Regions from separate parts of the Homo sapiens genome. Here regions 1 and 3 are each linked to region 2. Evidence: read pairs that join two places in POLR2A ChIA-PET (ENCODE). Cell type or tissue: CD4-positive, alpha-beta T cell. All regions are shown on one strand. Each heading gives the region's core, and the rest is flanking DNA. Links, peaks and the distances in the headings are about the cores only.

The links. ChIA-PET counts read pairs that join two places held together with the same protein. Peaks named below come from ENCODE experiments on the same cell type or tissue, not always from the same donor. Only the 100,000 strongest peaks of a DNase experiment are listed, where the experiment ranks them.
Region 1: POLR2A ChIA-PET joins it to region 2 with 8 read pairs; 7 of 35 experiments call an interaction of 5 or more read pairs at or near these places.
Region 3: POLR2A ChIA-PET joins it to region 2 with 7 read pairs; 4 of 35 experiments call an interaction of 5 or more read pairs at or near these places.

What each region holds. Positions count from the first base shown.
Region 1 is chr20:36,972,433-36,978,878 of GRCh38, reverse strand. No RefSeq gene overlaps it. Among named protein-coding and RNA genes, the nearest start is that of SAMHD1, 24 kb to the right of the region's middle. RefSeq lists enhancers at 2,058-2,628, 2,629-3,200. In CD4-positive, alpha-beta T cell, for the core only: no CTCF peak of the experiment used is centred there; DNase peaks (open chromatin) are centred at 3,598 and 4,028; H3K4me3 peaks cover 653 bases; H3K27ac peaks cover 2,153 bases.
Region 2 is chr20:37,041,799-37,048,244 of GRCh38, reverse strand. RBL1 (RB transcriptional corepressor like 1) reads left to right here. Exons shown (of 22, transcript NM_002895.5): 12 at 1,055-1,192; 13 at 3,995-4,159. Among named protein-coding and RNA genes, the nearest start is that of RBL1, 51 kb to the left of the region's middle. RefSeq lists enhancers at 3,812-3,981, 4,722-4,821. In CD4-positive, alpha-beta T cell, for the core only: no CTCF peak of the experiment used is centred there; DNase peaks (open chromatin) are centred at 3,974 and 4,624; H3K4me3 peaks cover 1,260 bases; H3K27ac peaks cover 1,818 bases.
Region 3 is chr20:36,928,110-36,934,555 of GRCh38, reverse strand. It overlaps SAMHD1 (SAM and HD domain containing deoxynucleoside triphosphate triphosphohydrolase 1), which reads left to right. Exons shown (of 16, transcript NM_015474.4): 5 at 3,681-3,796. Among named protein-coding and RNA genes, the nearest start is that of SAMHD1, 20 kb to the left of the region's middle. In CD4-positive, alpha-beta T cell, for the core only: no CTCF peak of the experiment used is centred there; a DNase peak (open chromatin) is centred at 3,725; H3K4me3 peaks cover 445 bases; H3K27ac peaks cover 3,142 bases.

The DNA.
Region 1 (6,446 bases), core at 575-5,574, 69 kb after region 2:
GGCCGAGGCATGTGGATCACCTGAGGTCAGGAGTTGGAGACCAGCCTGGCCAACCTAGTGAAACCCCGTCTCTACTAAAAATACAAAAATTAGCTGGGCATGGTGGTGGGCGCCTATAATCCCAGCTACTCAGGAGGCTGAGGCAGGAGAATCGCTTGAACCTGGGAGGCGGAGGTTGCAGTGAGCCAAGATTGTGCCACTGCACTCCAACCTGGGCGACAAGAGCAAAACTCCATCTCAAAATAAATAATAAATACATAAATAATGGGAGATTCAGACATTGGAACACAACATTAAAATTGTCACAGAATGCCAGGCCCGGTAGCTCACACCTGTAATCCCAGCACTTTGGGAGGCCGAGGTGGGCGGAAATTCGAGACCTGAGGTCAGAAGTTCCAGACCAGCCTGACCAACATGGAGAAACCCCGTCTCTACTAAAATACGAAAAAATTAGCCGGGTGTGGTGGCACATCACTATAATCCCAGCTACTTGGAAGGCTGAGGCAGGAGAATCGCTTGAACCTGGGAGGTGAAGGTTGCGGTGAGCCGAGATCGTGCCATTGCACTCTAGCCTGGGCAACACGAATGAAACTCTGTCTCAAAAAAAATTAATTAAAAAAATTGTCACAGAAGTCTAATTTAGACAATACAAGGATGACCCTGATATATTAAGTGATATCTGTGAACCATTTTTACATTAAAAATACATAATATATGCATGTTTTTTAAAGTCTGGGAAGATTCACTTCTAAAGATGGCCTTGATGTAGAACAACTAGAACTTTTACACATTGCTGGTTGGAATGCAAAATGGGTAGTAGCCACTTTGGGAAAGAATATGGCAATATCTTATGAAGTTTGACATATACTTACCATTTGACCCATGAACCCAACACATACAAAATTAAAGGGAAATAAAAATGTATGATCAGGCCGGGGGCGGTGGCTCATGCTTGTTGTGATCCCAGCACTTTGGGAGGCTGAGGCGGATGGGTCACTTGAGGCCAGGAGTTCAAGACCAACCTGGGCAACATGGCGTGACTCCGTCTCTACAAAACATACAAAAAAATAGCACACTCGCTCCCTCTCTCTCTCTCCCTCTCCCTCTCCCTCACCCTCCCCCTCTCCCTCTCCCCTCTTTCCACGGTCTCCCTCTCCCTCTCCCTCTCTTTCCACGGTCTCCCTCTCCCTCTCCCTCTCCCTCTCTTTCCACGGTCTCCCTCTCCCTCTCTTTCCACGGTCTCCCTCTCATGCCGAGCCGAAGCTGGACTGTGCTGCTGCCATCTCGGCTCACTGCAACCTCCCTGCCTGATTGTCCTGCCTCAGCCTGCCGAGTGCCTGCAATTGCAGGCGCGCGCCGCCACGCCTGACTGGTTTTCGTATTTTTTTGGTGGAGACGGGGTTTCGCTGTGATGGCCGGGCCGGTCTCCAGCTCCTGACCGCGAGTGATCCGCCAGCCTCGGCCTCCCGAGGTGCCGGGATTGCAGACAGAGTCTCGTTAACTCAGTGCTCAATGGTGCCCAGGCTGGAGTGCAGTGGCGTGATCTCGGCTCGCTACAACCTCCACCTCCCAGCCGCCTGCCTTGGCCCCCCAAAGTGCCGAGATTGCAGCCTCTGCCCGGCCGCTACCCCGTCTGGGAAGTGAGGAGCGTCTCTGCCTGGCCGCCCATCGTCTGGGATGTGAGGAGCCCCTCTGCCTGGCTGCCCAGTCTGGAAAGTGAGGAGCGCCTCTTCCCGGTCGCCATCCCATCTAGGAAGTGAGGAGCGTCTCTGCCCGGCTGCCCATCGTCTGAGATGTGGGGAGTGCCTCTGCCCTGCTGCCCCGTCTGGGATGTGAGGAGCGCCTCGGCCCGGCCGCGACCCTGTCTGGGAGGTGAGGAGCGTCTCTGCCCGGCCGCCCTGTCTGAGAAGTGAGGAGACCCCCCGCCTGGCAACCGCCCCGTCTGAGAAGTGAGGAGCCCCTCCGCCCTGCTGCCACCCCGTCTGGGAAGTGAGGAGCGTCTCCGCCCAGCAGCCACCCTGTCCGGGAGGGAGGTGGGGGTCAGCCCCCCACCCGGCCAGCCGCCCCGTCCGGGAGGTGAGGGGCGCCTCTGCCCGGCCGCCCCTACTGGGAAGTGAGGAGCCCCTCTGCCTGGCCAGCCGCCCTGTCCGGGAGGGAGGTGGGGGGGTCAGCCCCCCGCCCGGCCAGCCGCCCCGTCTGGGAGGTGAGGGGCGCCTCTGCCCGGCTGCCCCTACTGGGAAGTGAGGAGCCCCTCTGCCTGGCCAGCCGCCCCGTCCGGGAGGGAGGTGGGGGGGTCAGCCCCCCGCCCGGCCAGCTGCCCCGTCCGGGAGGTGAGGGGCGCCTCTGCCCGGCTGCCCCTACTGGGAAGTGAGGAGCCCCTCTGCCCGGCCAGCCGCCCCGTCCGGGAGGGAGGTGGGGGGTCAGCCCCCCGCCCGGCCAGCCGCCCAGTCCGGGAGGGAGGTGGGGGGGTCAGCCCCCCTCCCGGCCAGCCGCCCCGTCCGGGAGGGAGGTGGGGGGGTCAGCCCCCTGCCCGGCCAGCCGCCCTGTCCGGGAGGTGAGGGGCGCCTCTGCCCGGCCGCCCCTACTGGGAAGTCAGGAGCCCCTCTGCCCGGCCACCACCCCGTCTGGGAGGTGTACCCAACAGCTCACTGAGAACGGGCCATGATGACAATGGCGGTTTTGTGGAATAGAAAAGGGGGAAAGGTGGGAAAAAGAATGAGAAATCGGATGGTTGCCGTGTCTGTGTAGAAAGAAGTAGACATGGGAGACTTTTCATTTTGTTCTGTACTAAGAAAAATTCTTCTGCCTTGGGATCCTGTTGATCTGTGACCTTACCCCCAACCCTGTGCTCTCTGAAACATGTGCTGTGTCCACTCAGGGTTAAATGGATTAAGGGTGGTGCAAGATGTGCTTTGTTAAACAGACGCTTGAAGGCAGCATGCTGGTTAAGAGTCATCACCACTCCCTAATCTCAAGTACCCAGGGACACAAACACTCTGCCTAGGAAAACCAGAGACCTTTGTTCACTTGTTTATCTGCTGACCTTCCCTCCACTATTGTCCTATGACCCTGCCAAATCCCCCCCTGCGAGAAACACCCAAGAATGATCAATAAAAAAATAAAAAAATAAAAAAATAAAAAATAAAAAATAAAAAAAATAAAAAAAAAAAATAGCACACTCCTGTAGTCCCAGCTACTTGGGAGGCTGAGGTAGGAGGATTGCTTGAGCCCAGGAAGTTGAGGCTGCAGTGAGCCATGATCACACCACCACACTCCAGTCTGGGCAACAGAGGGAAAAAAATGTTGAAAGACTGCACACAAATGTTTATATTGATAGTTATTCATATTAATCAAACCCTGCAAACAACCCAAACATCCATTAACTGGTTACAAAGGAAGATTGCTCAGCAATAGAAAATAAATATTGATACATGCAATAAAGATGAATCTCAAAAACATAATACTAAGTAAAAGAACTAAAATACAAAAGACTATATACTTTGCATATATAAAAATATTTACATGAAATTTTCAAAAAGGCAAAATCATAGTGACATAAAACAGAGCAACAGTTGCCTGGGCGTGTGGCAGGAAGGATGTGGGGAGGGCAGGGAAGAAGATCAAAGGGCATGAGAAAACTTTTTAGAGTGATGGAAATATTCTATATTTTGTTTGTGGTGGTAGTTTTACAGCTATATGCATCACTAAAATTCATCGAATTGTGCACTTAAGACAGGTGTATTTTATTGTATGTAAATTTTATTTTATGTAAAACTGTACACTTAAGACAGGTTTATTTTATTGTATTTTATTGCATGTAATAAAGCTGGAAAAATTCATCATGTTTTACGACTTAAGATTTGCATAATTTCCTTCATGTAAAAAAAAATTGTAATAAACAATTAAAAACAGGTGACCTTTTATAATGGAGCAGCTTAACTTCAAAATTAATTTTATTTTACTTTTATTAGTTTTTGAGACAGGCTCACGATGTGTCACCCAGGCTGGAGTGCAGTGGCGTGATTAGAGCTCCCTGCAGCCTCAAGCTTCTGGGCTCAAGCAATCCTCCCACCTCAGCTTCTCAAGTAGCTGGGACTACAGGCAAGCAGCATTTCACCTGCCTAACTTTCTTTTTTTTTTTTTTTTGAGATGGATTCTTGCTCTGTCACCCAGGCTAGAGTACAGTGGCATGATCTTGGCTCACTGCAACCTCTGCCTCCCGGGTTCAAGCGATTCTTCTGCCTCAGCCTCCTGAGTAGCTGGGACCACAGGCACGTGCCATCACACCTGGCTAATTTTTGTATTTTTTAGTAGAGACGAGGTTTCACCATATTGGCCAGGCTGGTCTCGATCTCCTGACCTCGTGATCCACCTGCCTCAGCCTCCCAAAGTGCTGGGATTATAGGCTTGAGCCACTGCGCCCGGCCTACAAAGCTTTTTTTATGAGATGGAGTCCCGCTCTGTGGCCCAGGCTGGAGTGCAGTGGCACGATCTCAATGCAACCTCCGCCTCCCAGGTTCATTTCTCCTGCCTCAGCCTCCCAAATAGCTGGGACTACAGGCGAACGCCACCATGTCTGGCTAATTTTTGTATTTTTAGTAGAGACAGGGTTTTGCCATGTTGGCCAAGAGGGTCTGGAACTCCTGACCTCAAGTGATCCGTCCACCTTGGCCTCCAAAAGCGCTGGGATTACAGGTATGAGCCACTGTGCCTGGCCTGTTTTACTATTATTAAAATTAAGTGATTAAGTAGTAACAAAAAAACTGAGACTTTCTAGTGATTTTTGATCCTAAGCCTTCTCTCACTGTTGGGCCTTCATTTGTGTACTTAAAATCAATATATGTACAAGTGTTGCACTGGTTTAAAGATTCTAATGGTGAAAGTTACCGGATTACTGTATCTAGAAACCAATCTTGGAAATGGGAGATGATGCTCTTTTTTCTTTTTTAATTTTCTTAAATTTTTTCTTTATTTTTGGCTGGGCGCGGTGGCTCACACCTGTAATCCCAGCACTTTGGGAGGCTGAGACAGGGGGATCACGAGGTCAGGAGATTGAGACCATCCTGGCTAACACGGTGAAAACCCGTCTCTATTAAAAATATAAAAAATTAGCCGGGCGCGGTAGCGGGCGCCTGTAGTCCCAGCTACTCGGGAGGCTGAGGCAGGAGAATGGCGTGAACCCGGGAGGCGGAGCTTGCAGGGAGCAGAGCTCAGGCCACTGCACTTCAGCCTGGGCGACAGAGCGAGACTCCGTCTCAAAAAATAAATAAATAAATAAATAAAAATTTTCTTTATTTTTTTGAGATGGAGTCTTGCTCTGTTGCCTAGGTTGGAGTACAGTGGTGCGATCTCAGCTCACTGCAATCTCCGCCTCGTGGGTTCAAGTGATTCTCATGCTTCAGCCTCCTGAGTAACTGGGATTACCGGTGCGGGCCACCACGCACAGCTAATTTTTTGTATTTTAGTAGAGATGGGGTTTCACTATGTTCATCAGGCTGGTCTTGATCACCTCAGGTGATCCGCCGGTCTCGGCCTCCCAAAGTGTTGTTGAGATTACAGGCAAGAGCCACCGTGCCTGGCCATTAAGTTTTTTCTCTTGTTTAATTAACTTCAATTCTGCCACTTCCTAGATACTCTTTTAAAATAGCTGAAATTATTGTGTGCTTAGTCTCACTCTGTCCTTGTTTTGTTGTATAATATTTTTTATTTTATTTTATTTTATTTTTTGAGACAGAGTCTTGCTCTGTCACCCAGGCTGGAGTGCAGTGGTGTGATCTCAGTTCACTGCAACCTCTGCTTCCCAGATTCAAGCAATTCTCCTGCCTTAGCCTCCGGAGTCGCTGGGATTACAGGCATGCATCACCAACCTGGCTAATTTTGTATTTTTAGTAGAGACGGGGTTTCACCATGTTGGTCAGGCTGATCTCAAACTCCTGACCTTAGCTGATCTGCCTGCCTCTGCCTCCCAAAATGCTGAGATTACAGGCGTGAGCCACCGCGCCCAGCCTGTTGTATAGTATTTAAATGAAAGGGACATAGAAGAAAATAGTTGTTGAGGTTTTAAGATAATCATTCCTACTTTCTCTGTTACTCTATTTAAAACGATGACAAGAAAAATTCATTGTCTTACTTTGCTAAGTTTGGCCTAGGAGCTGTCAGTCTTTTTTTTTTGAGACGGTCTCACCATGTTGCCTAGGCTGGAGTGCACTGGCAGTCTCAGCTCACTGCAATCTCCACCTCTCAGGTTCAAGCAATTTTCAGGACTCAGCCTCCCGAGTAGCTGCCATTACAGGCATGCGCCACCAGACCTGGCTAATTTTTTTTTTTTTTTTTTTGAGACACTGTTTTGCTCCTGTTGCCCAGGCTGGAGTGGGCAACAGGATTAATGCACATGCTTGAGCCCACTCACCCAACTCCTGAGATCTTATCAGGAAGCTGCTGATCAC
Region 2 (6,446 bases), core at 945-5,944:
GCTTCACCCCCACTTCCCATTCTGCCTGTGTCCTCAGTTGCTATGTATTTTAGATCAGATTCTTTTGTTTTAAGTGTCTCACTGCAGGTCCTTATGCTTGATCATCGTCCCTTCTGCTGAGTAATTTGTCATCCTTCATATATTGTGGTTTACAGTTACAAATGACTGCTAGTTTTACTGATGATGGAGTTTCTGTTTTTTATCCTCCCTTGATTTGGGGCGATACTTGTTTTTTGTTTGTTTGTTTTAGTTTTTTGTTTTTTCTGAGACTGAGTCTCGCTGTGTCGCCCAGTATGGAGTGTGGTGGCGTGATCTTGGCTCATTGCAACCTCTGCCTCACAGGTTTAAGTGATTCCACTGCCTCAGCCTCCGGAGTAACTGGGATCACAGGCACGCGCCACCACACCCAGCTAATTTTTGTATTTTTAGTAGAGACGGGGTTTCACCATCATGGCCAAGCTGGTCTTGAACTCCTGACCTCAAGCAATCCACCTGCCTCGGCCTCCCAAAGTGCCGAGATTACAGGGGTGAGCCACCACACTCAGCCAATCTAGGGTGATATTTGAAAGAAAGAAGGCAACAAATACCATTTTTAAAACTGAAAACTTATATTAAACTTAATGGTAAAGTAGGACTTTTACTTTCTCAGTGAAGTATTTCTTTTTCTGAACAGTTTTGTCTAAACTGTGACATATTACCTTTCATTTCTGTGTTTTGATAAATAAACCCTTATGTTGACAAAACAATTAACTGTCATTAAGAAAAATAACCAATTCTAATGCTTTTCTGTTGATGGGAATACTGACTTTTATTATTTGTTCAGATTTCAAAGCAGATTGTTATGTACACCTTATTTAAATTTATTCCCTACCCACTGAGCAAGAATAGGTATTATAGGAAAACTACCAATTTGAGAACTCAAATTTTTATCTCCAGTAATCTAGTGTAATATAATTTGCACGTTATTTTTTCTTGTTTTTATAGGTTTCTTTATGGAATGGCAAAGACTGAAATTGCTGAAAAATATTAAACTGTGGTCTTTCTCTTCCCCCAGGTTCTTTTAGAGCAAGATATATTTCATCGTTCCTTGATGGCTTGTTGTTTGGAAATTGTGCTCTTTGCCTATAGCTCACCTCGTACTTTTCCTTGGATTATTGAAGTTCTCAACTTGCAACCATTTTACTTTTATAAGGTGAGATGAAAACAAAGTTCTGTTATGAGATGAAAACAGTGTTTCTCACAGAAACATTGTATTTATCTTAGTGCTGAAGAAAAACACTGTTGTGATATCTGGAAAGTGTTTCCAGATGTGTTCTGAAAATATATATTCCTGGCTAGGCATGGTGGCTCACGCCTGTAATCCCAGCACTTTGAAAGGCCAAGGTGGGAGGATTATCTGAGGTCAGGAGTTCGAGACCAGCCTGGCCAAAATGGTGAAACTCCGTCTCTACTAAAAATACCAAAAAAAATTAGCCAGGCATTGTGGCGAGCACCTGTAATCTCAGCTGCTTGAGAGGCTGAGGCAGGAGAATTGCTTTAACCTGGGAGGTGGAGGTTTGCAGTGAGCGGAGATCATACAATTACACTCCAGCCTAGACGACAGGAGCAAAATTCTGTCTCAAAAAAAAAAAAAAAGATAATATATATTCCTCTTGGGTGAAACCAAGAACACAAGAGAGAGTTGAGCATACAGTGGCTCACACCTATAATCCCAGCACTTTGGAAAACTGAGGCTGGAGGATGGCTTGAGTCCAGGAGTTTGAGGTTACAGTGAGGTATGATTATGCCACCACACTCCAGCCTGGGCACCTAAGCAAGACCCTGTTTCAAAGAAAAAAAAAGAGAGAGAGAAGGTGAGAGTATCAGTAAATTAAGTCAATCTTACAGCTTCAGTTCCTTTGTTAACACGGACTTGAAAATGTGACCTGGAACTAGTACTTAACTTCAAATTTTCCATATTTATGAATGAAAATTATAATCCTATTAAACAAATGCATGATGAAGAACAAAAAACGCTTTCTACCAAGAGGAAGGAAGACCTAAAATTGATTTTGGTGGTGGTCTAACTAATAAAGCCGTAATAATAGATTATGCTTCTTCCCCAAGTTTGAGCTAATTCAGTGTGAATGAATCTTACTTACCTTACCTTTATTTTTCTTGCTAGAACTATTTTTGTTAATCTTTTCAAAATAAAACAGAGGTCATAGCTATTGAACTACATCATCACCCTCAATAACGTTTAGTCATCACAGTCAATAACGTTTAATGTTACATAGTATCGAACTTTAAGACTAATGCTACTGTTACGCTTCTTGGCATGATTTAGTTAATATTTAGTCATCTAGGTACTTTTCTACTGGTGATAGAAAAATTGGTTTGAAGAGTTAAATTTTTATACCTAAAGTATGCCTGAATTAAAGTTGTAGAAAATGCAGGTCATTGGAAAGCTTATCTGTGTGAATTACTGAGTGTGATTAAAGTATTTTTAGGTTTCTTAGGGAGAAGTGATTCTACTATACACTCACTTTAATGTTAATGTGTGTATTCAACTTTTGCCATTAGGAAAAAGTTTAGTTTTGTCAACAACCTCATAGTAATTGGTTTTTATTTATAACATCCTTATTTTATTCAAGCAGCTAAATGCCTTTTTTTTCAATAGAGACTCGGTTTCACTATGTTGCCCAGGCTGGTCTCGAACTCCTGGTCTCAAGCAATCCTCTCACTGTGGCCTCCTAAAGTGCTGGGATTACAGGCATGAGCCACTGTGTCGGCCTCCTTTGTTTTTTTAAATGACATAAATGATATGTGCTCATTGAAGAAAATCATAAACATAAATGTGGGCCAGGCACGGTGGCTCATGCCTATAATCCCAGCACTTTGGGAGGCCAAGGCGGGCGGATCATGAGGTCAGGAGATTGAGACCATCCTGGCTAATATAGTAAAACCCCATCTCTACTAAAAATACAAAAAATTAGCCAGGCATGGGGGCACGTGCCTGTAGTCCCAGCTACCCGGGAGGCTGAGGCAGGAGAATCGCTTGAACCTGGGAGGCAGAGATTGCAGTGAGCCGAGATGGCGCCGCTGCACTCCAGCCTGGGTGACAGAGTGAGACTCCGTCTCAAAATAAATAAATAAATAAATAAATAAATAAATAAATAAATAAGTAAATAAATGTGAATATTAAAGTCATACATCATAATCTATTAACAATCATATTATTAATATTTTGTGTATATAAACTTTATTCTAGATACTTCCCTTATAAAATGGAATTATAGTGTATATACGCAAAGTCACTTTAAATAGTTCATTCATTCTGTTATTTTGAGTTAGTGGAAAAAATAGTCTGGAAAGGAGCAATACATTCAAAATAGAACTAGACTTGGAACCCAAGACCTGACTTCTCCCACTGTTGGTCTGTTGACCAGTTTTCACCTATCGTTGCCTCAAGTTGTCATTTATAATATAAAACGTGAAAAACAGAAATATATGTGAACATATTTTAAAGAACTTAAAAACTCCTTTATAAATTAGAAGATGTTAGTAAGCCACAGAATTATGGTTCAAAGATGACTTTGGTTCTGTGCCACAGAATAAGGCCACAGTGGCCGGGCGCAGTGGCTCACAACTGTAGTCCCAGCACTTTGGGAGGCCTAGGCGGGCAGATCACCTGAGGTCAGGAGTTCTAGACCAGCCTAGCCAACATGGTGAAACCTCGGCTCTACTAAAAACTACAAAAATTAGCCAGGTGTGGTGGCAGGTGCCTGTAATCCCAGCTACTCGGGAGGCTGAGGCAGGAGAATCACTTGAACCTGGGAGGCAGAGGTTGCAGTGAGCCAAGATCACACCACTGTACTCCAGCCTGGGCAACAGAGGGAAACTCCGTCTCAAAAAAAAGAAGAAGAAGAAGAAAGCCACAGCTAGTCCTACATGCAAGTCCAGACTAGAACTAACTGCTTGAAACCACATTGCCTTCTCACTTTCTCCTCTGCAGGTTATTGAGGTGGTGATCCGCTCAGAAGAGGGGCTCTCAAGGGACATGGTGAAACACCTAAACAGCATTGAAGAACAGATTTTGGAGAGTTTAGCATGGAGTCACGATTCTGCACTGTGGGAGGCTCTCCAGGTTTCTGCAAACAAAGTTCCTACCTGTGAAGAAGTGAGTCTGGGCAAGGCTGATAATCGTATCATTAAAAAAAAAAAAAAAAAAACCAGCTTTATTGAGAGATAATTCCTATACCATAGAGTTCACCCATTTTAAGTGTACAATTCAGTGGTTTTAGTATATAAATAGATATGTGCAGCCATAACCACAATTTTAGAATATAGTCATCACTTCAAAAAGAAACCTACATCCTTTAGCTATCACTTCCCTACCCCCGAATCTTCTCCCTAGCTGTAAGTAACCACTAATCTACTTTCTGTCTCCATAAATTTGCCTATTCTAGACATTTCATATAAATGGAATCATAAAAATGTAGTCCCTTTTGACTGGGCATCTGTCACTTAGCATAATGTTTTTAAGGTTCATCCATGTTGTAGAATGTATCGGTATTTCATTTCCTCTCTTTTTTTAAGGCGGGGTTTCACTCTTGCCCGGGCTGGTGTGCAGTGGACAAAGATGGTGCACTGACTACACCCTCAACTTCCTCGGCCCAAACTGTCCTTCTGCCTCTCAAGTAGCTGAGACCACAGGCACATACCACCACACCCACACCCGGCTAATTTTTTTTTCTTTCTGTTTTTCTTTTTTTGAGATGGAGTCTTGCTCTGTCACCCAGGCTGGAGAGCAGTGGCACAGTCTCGGCTCACTGCAACGTCTGCCTCCCAGTTCAAGCAATTCTCTGTCTCAGCCTCCCGTGTAGCTGGGATTATAGGCACCCACCACCACACCCGGCTAATTTTTTTTGTACTTTTTTTAGTAGAGACGGGGTTTCACCATCTTGTCCAGGCTGTTCTTGAACTCCTGACCTCATGCTCCACCTGCCTCAGCCTCCCAAAGTGCTGGGATTAGAGGCTAGAGGCTTGAGCCACCGCGCCTGGCCACACCCGGCTAATTGTGTGTGTGTGTGTGTGTGTGTGCACGCGCGCATGTGTGTGTAGAGACAGGATCTTGCCATGTTGCACAGGCTGATCTCAAACTCCTGAGCTCAAGCAGTCCTCCCATCTCAGCCTCCCAAAGTGCTAGAATTGCAAGTGTGAGCCACCACATCTGGCTCATTTCCTTTTGTTGCTAAGTAATATTCCATTGTATGGATGCTACATTTTATTTATCCATTCATCGGTTGATAAATATTTGAGTTGTTTCCACCTTTTGACTTTTTTTTTTTTTTTTTTGGAGGGGGGGGGACAAGATCTCACTCTGTCACCCAGGCTGGAGTGCAGTGGCGCCATCACGGCTCACTGCAGCCTCAACCTCCCAGGCACAAATGATCTCCCCACAGCCTTCTGAGTAGCTGGGACTACAGGCACACACACCACACCTGGCTAATTTTTGTAGTTTTTGTAGAGATGGGATCTCCCTATGTTGCCCAGGCTAGTCTTGAATTCCTGGGCTCAAGCGATCCTCCCACCTCAGTTTCCCAAAGTGCTGGGATTACAGGCATGAGCCACCACAACTAACCCCTTTTGGCTATTATGATTGATGCTGCTATGAACATTCAGGCACAAGTTTTTGTGTGAACATATGTACATATGTTTTCATTTTTCTTGGAGTGGAATTGCAGGTTCATATGGTAACTCTGTTTAAGCTTTTGGGAAACTGTCAGACTGCTTTCTAAAATGGCTGCACCATTTTATTGTTCCTACGGTCAATGTAGAAAGATTCCAGTTTCTTCATATCCTTGCTAATGCTTGTTATTATCTGCCTTTTTAATCCTGCCATTCTAGTAGGAGTGAAGTAATATCTCATTGTGGTTTTATTTGCATTTCCCTGGTGGCTAATGATGATCAACATCTTTTTATGTGCTTGTAAGCTGTTTGCATATCTTCTTTGGAGAAATGTCTATTCAGATCTTTTGCCCATTTTGTAATTGGGTTGTCTTTTTATTATTGAATTATAGGAGTTCTTCATCTATTCTAGATACAAATCCCTTATCAGATAAATGATTTGCAAAATGTTTCTCCCATTTTCTAGGTTGTCTTTTCACTTTCTTTTTTTTTTTTTTTTTTTGAGACAAAGTCTTGCTCTGTTGCCCAGGCTGGAGTGCGGTGGCGTGATCTCGGCTCACTGCAAGCTCCACCTCCCGGGTTCACGCCATTCTCCAGCCTCAGCCTCCTGAGTAGCTGGGACTACAAGCACCCACCACCACGCCCAGCTAATTTCTTTATATTTGTGGTAGAGGCAGGGTTTCACCGTGTTAGCCAGGATGGTCTTCCAAAGTGCTGGGATTACAGGCATGAGCCACTGCACCTGGCCTGTCTTTTCACTTTCTTGATGGTGTCTT
Region 3 (6,446 bases), core at 1,018-6,017, 110 kb after region 2:
AAAATTGAGGCTTTTTTTTTTTTTTTTTTTTTTTTTTTGAGACAGAGTCTCTTTCACTAGGCTGGAGTGCAGTGGCGTAATCTTGGCTCACTGCAACTTCGACCTCCCAGGTTCAAGCAGTTCTGTACCTCAGCCTCCTGAGCAGCTGGGATTACAGGCGCCCACCACCACACCCGGCTAATTTTAGTAATTTTAGTAGAGACGGGGTTTCACCATCTTGGCCAGGCTGGTCTTGATCTCCTGACCTTGTGAGCCACCTGCCTCGGCCTCCCAAAGTACTGGGATTACAGGTATGAGCCACTGTGCCCAGCCCCAAAATTGAGGCTTTTTATTTACCTTGTTGCAATTTATTTATTTTATGTATTCTTAACCACCTCAGATCTTTCCTGGAAAAATAATGAAAGTATCTATAGACAGGTCAGTTGGATTTGTTTTTAAATATTAATTAAAAGCTAACAGGGGCTGGGTGTGGTGGCTCACACCTGTAATCCCAGCACTTTTTTTTTTTTTGAGATGGAGTCTCACTCCGTCGCCCAGGCTGGAGTGCAATGGCACGATCTCAGCTCACTGCAACCTCTGCCTCCAGGGTTCAAGTGATTCTCCTGCCTCAGTCTCCCAAGTAGCTGGGATTACAGGTGCCCACCACCACGCCTGGCTAATTTTTGTATTTTTTAGTAGAGACAGGGTTTCACCACGTTGGCCAGGGTGGTCTTGATTTCTTGACCTCGTGATCCGCCCGCCTCGGCCTCTCAAAATGCTGAGATTACAGGCATGAGCCACCGTGCCCGGCCAATCTCAGCACTTTGGGAGGCCGGGGCAGGCGGATCACTTGAGATCATGAGTTCGAGACCAGCCTGAGCAACATGGTGAAACCCCGTCTCTAGTAAAAATACAAAAATTAGCAAGGCGTGGTGGCGCACGCTGCAGCTACTTGGGAGGCTGAGGCAGGAGAATAGCTTGAACCCGGGAGGCCAAGGTTGCAGTGAACTGAGATAGCACCATTGCACTCCAGCCTGGGTGACAGAGTGAGAATCAGTCTCAAAATAAATAAATAAATAAATAAAAGCTAATGGGTCGGTTGCTGATACAACTAATTATGTATATTTGATTATTTAATTTTTCTGTATTCTCTATTTACTCTGGTACAGAGTTGCTCTTTCAAACCAGATCATTTTCTTACCTGTCAGGAAATGCGTAAGTTAAAAAAGCATTCATAATCTTAGAGAAGGCGATGCCTCTGTTACATACAACTAAGCTGAGACGTTGGTCTGCATTTCCATTATGCAGTGTAGAGCCAGGAGGAAGTGGACAGGGAAGAATAGACAGTCTTTGAGATTTTCATGAAGTACTCACAGTATATTACTTTGGTTTTCTGTTTGTGTAGAAGCATTTTTAGTTAGGCACAACATGTGTCTATACTCAAATGTTCATTCATCAACAAATATTTATCGAACCTTACTAAGCCCTACCAAACCACAAAAAGATAACAATCGCCTCTGTCCTCATGTAGCTCAGAGTTCAGGGGAAAAGAATTTAGGAATGGCTCAGATGGAAGTGCTGGAAGTGCATTTAAGTACTTCATCTCCAATTATGTTGTAAACATTACAAAGCCAGATATTCCTACTTTAAAAAAAAACTGTGGTAAAATACACAGAATAGAAAATACATAGTCTTAAGTGTTTTTTAAGTGTACAGTTTAGTAGGGTTAAATGCATTCACATTGTGCAACCAATCGATTGCCAAAACTCTTATCATCTTACAAAACCAAACTTGCCAAAACTCTTATCATCTTACAAAACCAAACTTGCCAAAACTCTTATCATCTTACAAAACCAAACTTGCCGGGTGCAGTGGCTCACACCTGGAATCCCAGCACTTTGGGAGGCTGAGGCCAGTGGATCACCTGAGGTCAGGAGTTCAAGATCAGCCTGGGCAACATGGCGAAACCCCGTCTCTACTAAAAATACAAAACCAGCCGGGCATGGTGGAGTGTACCTGTAATCCCAGCTACTCCTGAGGTTGCAGTGAGCTGAGATCAGGCCAGTGCACTCCAGCCTGGGCAACACAGCGAGACTCCATCTCAAAAAAAAAAAAAAAAAAACACGAAACTGTATACGTATTAAACAACTCTTCATGTCTCCCCCCGCAACCCCCCGCAACCCCCTAGTAACTACCATTCTACTTTTTTTTTTTTTTTTTTTTTGGAGACGGAGTTTCGCTCTTGTTGCCCAGGCTGGAGTGCAATGGCGCAATCTCGGCTCACCACAACCTCCGCCTCCTCGGTTCAAGTGATTCTCCTGCCTCAGCCTTCCAAGTAGCTGGGATTACAGCCTTCCAAGCAGCCTTCCAAGTAGCTGCCTCAGCCTTCCAAGTAGCTGGGATTACAGCCTTCCAAGTAGCTGGCACCTGCCACCACGCCCAGCTAATTTTGTATTTTTAGTAGAGATGGAGTTTCACCACATTGGCCAGGCTGTTCTTGAACTCCCGACCTCAGGTGATCTGCCCACCTCAGCCTCCCAAAGTGCTGGGATTACAGGCATAAGCCACCGCACCCGGCCCTCTTTTTTTTGTTTATGAATTTGGCTACTCTAGGTACCTCATCTTAGTGAAATCATATAATATTTGTCTTTTTGTCACTGGCTTATTTCACTTAGCATAATTTCCTCAAAGTTCATCTATGTTGTAGCATGTGTCAGTATTTCTTTCCTTTTTTATTTTTTATTTTTTATTTTTAAATTATTTTTTATTTCCTTTTTAAGGTTGAATAATATTTTATCATATGTATCTACCACATTTTGTTTATACATTCATTTGTTGATGGATACCTGTTGCTTTTACCTCTTGGCTATTTTGAGTAGTGCTGCTATGAACATGTCTGTACAAATATATTCTCTTTCTTTTTTTGGGGGGAGGGTGGTGGGGACGGAATCTTGCTCTGTTGCCCAGGCTGGAGTGCAATGGCAAGATCTCGGCTCACTGCAACCTGTACCTCTTGGGTTCAAGCAATTCTCCTGCCTCAGCCTCCCAAATAGCTGGGATTACAGGTACCTGCCACCATGCTGAGCTAATTTTTGTATTTTTTAGTAGAGATGGGGCTTCAACATGTTGGCCAGGCTGGTCTCGAACCCCTGACCTCAAGTGATCTGCCCGCCTCAGCCTCCCAAAGTGCTGGGATTACAGGCGTGAGCCCCTGAGCCCAGCCAATCTTTTCAAGACCTACTTTCGTTATTGTGGGTGTATACCCAGAAGTGAAATTGCTAAATCACTGTGGTAATTCCGTTTTTAATTTTTGTGGAGCACCCATACTGTTTTCCATGGCAGCTACACCATAATACATCCCCACTAACAGTGCACAGGCTTCCAACTTCTTCACATCATGTCCAACACTTGTTATTTTCTGGTTTTCTTTTTTTAATAGTAGCTATCCTAAGGGGTGTGAAGTGGTATCTCACTGTGGTTTTGATGTGCATTCCTCTAATGATTGGTGATATTGAGCCAGAGGTCCTGCTTTTGGGATTCCGTTTGTGTGTGTTCCTGCCTAGTTCTGAAATATACTGTTCAGTAAAGTTGCCCTAAAGGTATGTTAGAATGTTTAAGGAAACATACTGAAGTTCTTGAGGACCAGAACTATCACTCCTCTTGCAAACAGAAAAGTGACTTTTTGTGTTTTTGCTCTGCAGGGTGGGGTATCTAGCAGGATGTCTAGTTCACGCACTGGGTGAAAAACAACCAGAGCTGCAGATAAGTGAACGAGATGTTCTCTGTGTTCAGATTGCTGGACTTTGTCATGATCTCGGTAAGCTGTACAAAGAGACAAAGTTGTTATGTAAAATCATAACATATGTTACCTCTCTTTGACGTTAAAAAATCAGATCAACCAAGAGAATATGGAAATTGTATTTTAATTCTTCAGTTGATGTTAGTATAAATGTACTGTTGCTTCTTCCTAGAATGATTCATAAGTAGAAAACATTGCTATTTTATTTTCTTGGCAACTTTCAGTGAATTTCTCATGTTAAACATCTTTGCTAAAGTGGTTTTTTTGTTGTTGTTTTTTTTTTGAGACAGAGTTTTGCTCTGTTGCCCACGCTGGAGTGAGTGGCTCATTATCGGTTCACTGCAACCTCCGCTTCCTGGTTTCAAGCAATTCTCGTGCCTCAGCCTCCCGAGTAGCTGGGATTACAGGCATGCACCACCATATCCAGCTAATTTTTGTATTTTTAGCAGAGACGGGGTTTCACCATGTTGGCCAGGCTGGTCTCGAACTCCTGACCTCAGGTGATCCACCAGCCTCAGCCTCCCAAAGTGCTGGGATTACAGGCATGAGCCACCGTGCCCGGCCATCATGTTTACTACAGGTTATATGAAAGGGCTTTTTGCTAGTGAGTTTTTCTTACTACTGCTTTTAGGATGATATGTGAATTTTATTTTTCTTTTATCCTTCTTATGCTTATTTTTTTTTTTTTTTTTGGTCTTTTTTTTTCTTCCTTTTTGTGGAGAACAGGATCTCGCTATATTGCCCAGGCAGGTCTCGAACTCCTAGGCTCAAGCTATCCTCCCGCCTCTCCTCCCTGAGAGCTGGGATTACAGGTGTAAGCCACCGCGCCTGGCCTTGTCCTTCTTATCAAATAAAATCACCATTTTTCCTTCGGTTATTTGGTGAAATCCATTTTTTTTCATATTTATAATCTCTAATCTGCCCAAGTGGATTAACACATTTAGAGAACTCCTTGTCTTTTCTGATCCATGTGAGGTCTTAGGCCACTTTAATCCAAGCAAAAGAATATAATCCTTTTCCTGTGACAAAGAGAAAGGGGACTGTCCCATTTATTTTTTTATTTTTGAGATGGAGTCTTGCTCTGTCACACAGATTGGAGTGCAGTTGGCACTATCTTGGCTCACTGCAACCTCCGCCTCCTGGGTTCAAGTGATTCTTCTGCCTCAGCCTCCCGAGTAGCGCCTGGCTAATTTTTTTCTATTTTTAGTAGAGATGCAGTTTCATCATGTTGTTGAAACTGGTCTCGAACTCCTGACCTCAAGTGATTCACCTCCCTTGGCCTCCCAAAGTGTTGGGAATACAGGCATAAGTCACCACGTTGGGCCGGGACTGTTCCTTTTAAATCATGGGGGTTTTTACCTCTATCCTTATAGTTTATTCCTACTTATTCAGGGACTCTGAGAGTTTGTGTGTACCCTCAGGGCAGGGGAAGGGAGGTGCATGCCACTGTTTGGATAGCCAGATACTTAAAGCAAGTAGGCACTCTTTTTATGTCCCCCGGAGACTTACAAAGAACCAATACCAGCCCCTAGATGATAAATTTGATGGATTCTTGGTATTTTGAGGGAGAATCATTGGGAAACCTTTGCCAGTCCCCAGGAGCCTGAGCACTGCATTAGCGAGCCTTTATGTGTAGCCTGTGACTTGCAAAGCAGGGCCAAGGCTAGTCTAGGTAGACTTCCCTCTCCAGTTAAGTGGCTCACTTCTTTTTTTTTTTTTTTCAGATGGAGTCTCGCTCTGTTGCCCAGGCTGGAGTGCAATGGTACGATCTTGGCTCACCACAACCTCCACCTCCCAGGTTCAAGCCATTCTCCTGCCTCAGCCTCCCAAGTAGCTGGGACTACAGGCACATGCCACCATGCCCAGCTAATTATTATAGTTTTAGTAGAGATGAGGTTTCACCATATTGGTCAGGCTGGTCTCAAACTCCTGACCTCAGGTGATCCACCCGCCTCAGCCTCCCAAAGTGCTGAGATTACAGGCATGAGCCACCACACCCGGCCAAAGATAGATTTTTTTAAGCTTGAGAGTTATAAGAGAAATTCTAATTTTTTCTTCCTGCACCCCAGTGGATTTTCTTTTTTTTTTTTCCCGAGACAGAATCTCGCTCTGTTGCCCAGGCTGGAGTGCAGTGGCGCAATCTCGGCTCACTGCAACCTCCGCCTCCCGGGTTCAAGCGATTCTCCTGCCTCAGCCTCCTGAGTAGGTAGTATTACAGGCGCCTGCCACCACACCCGCCTAATTTTTGTATTTTTAGTAGAAACAGGGTTTCACCATCTTAGCCAGGCTTGTCTTGAACTCCTGACCTCGTGATCTACCCGCCTCGGCCTCCCAAAGTGCTGGGATTACAGGCATGAGCCACCGCGCCCAGCCCCTTTTTTTTTCTTTTGAGATGGAGTCTTGCTCTGTCACCCAGGCTGGGGTGTAGTGGTGTGATCTTGGCTCACTGCAAGCTCCGCTTCCCAGGTTCACGCCATTCTCCTGTCTCAGCCTCCCGAGTAGCTGGGACTACAGGTGCCCGCCACCAAGCCCGGCTAATTTTTTGTATTTTTAGTAGAGACAGGGTTTTTACCATGTTGGCCGGGCTGGTCTCGAACTCCTGACTCAAAGTGATCCACCCACCTCAGCCTCCCAAAGTGCTGGGATTACAGGCATGAGCCACCACACC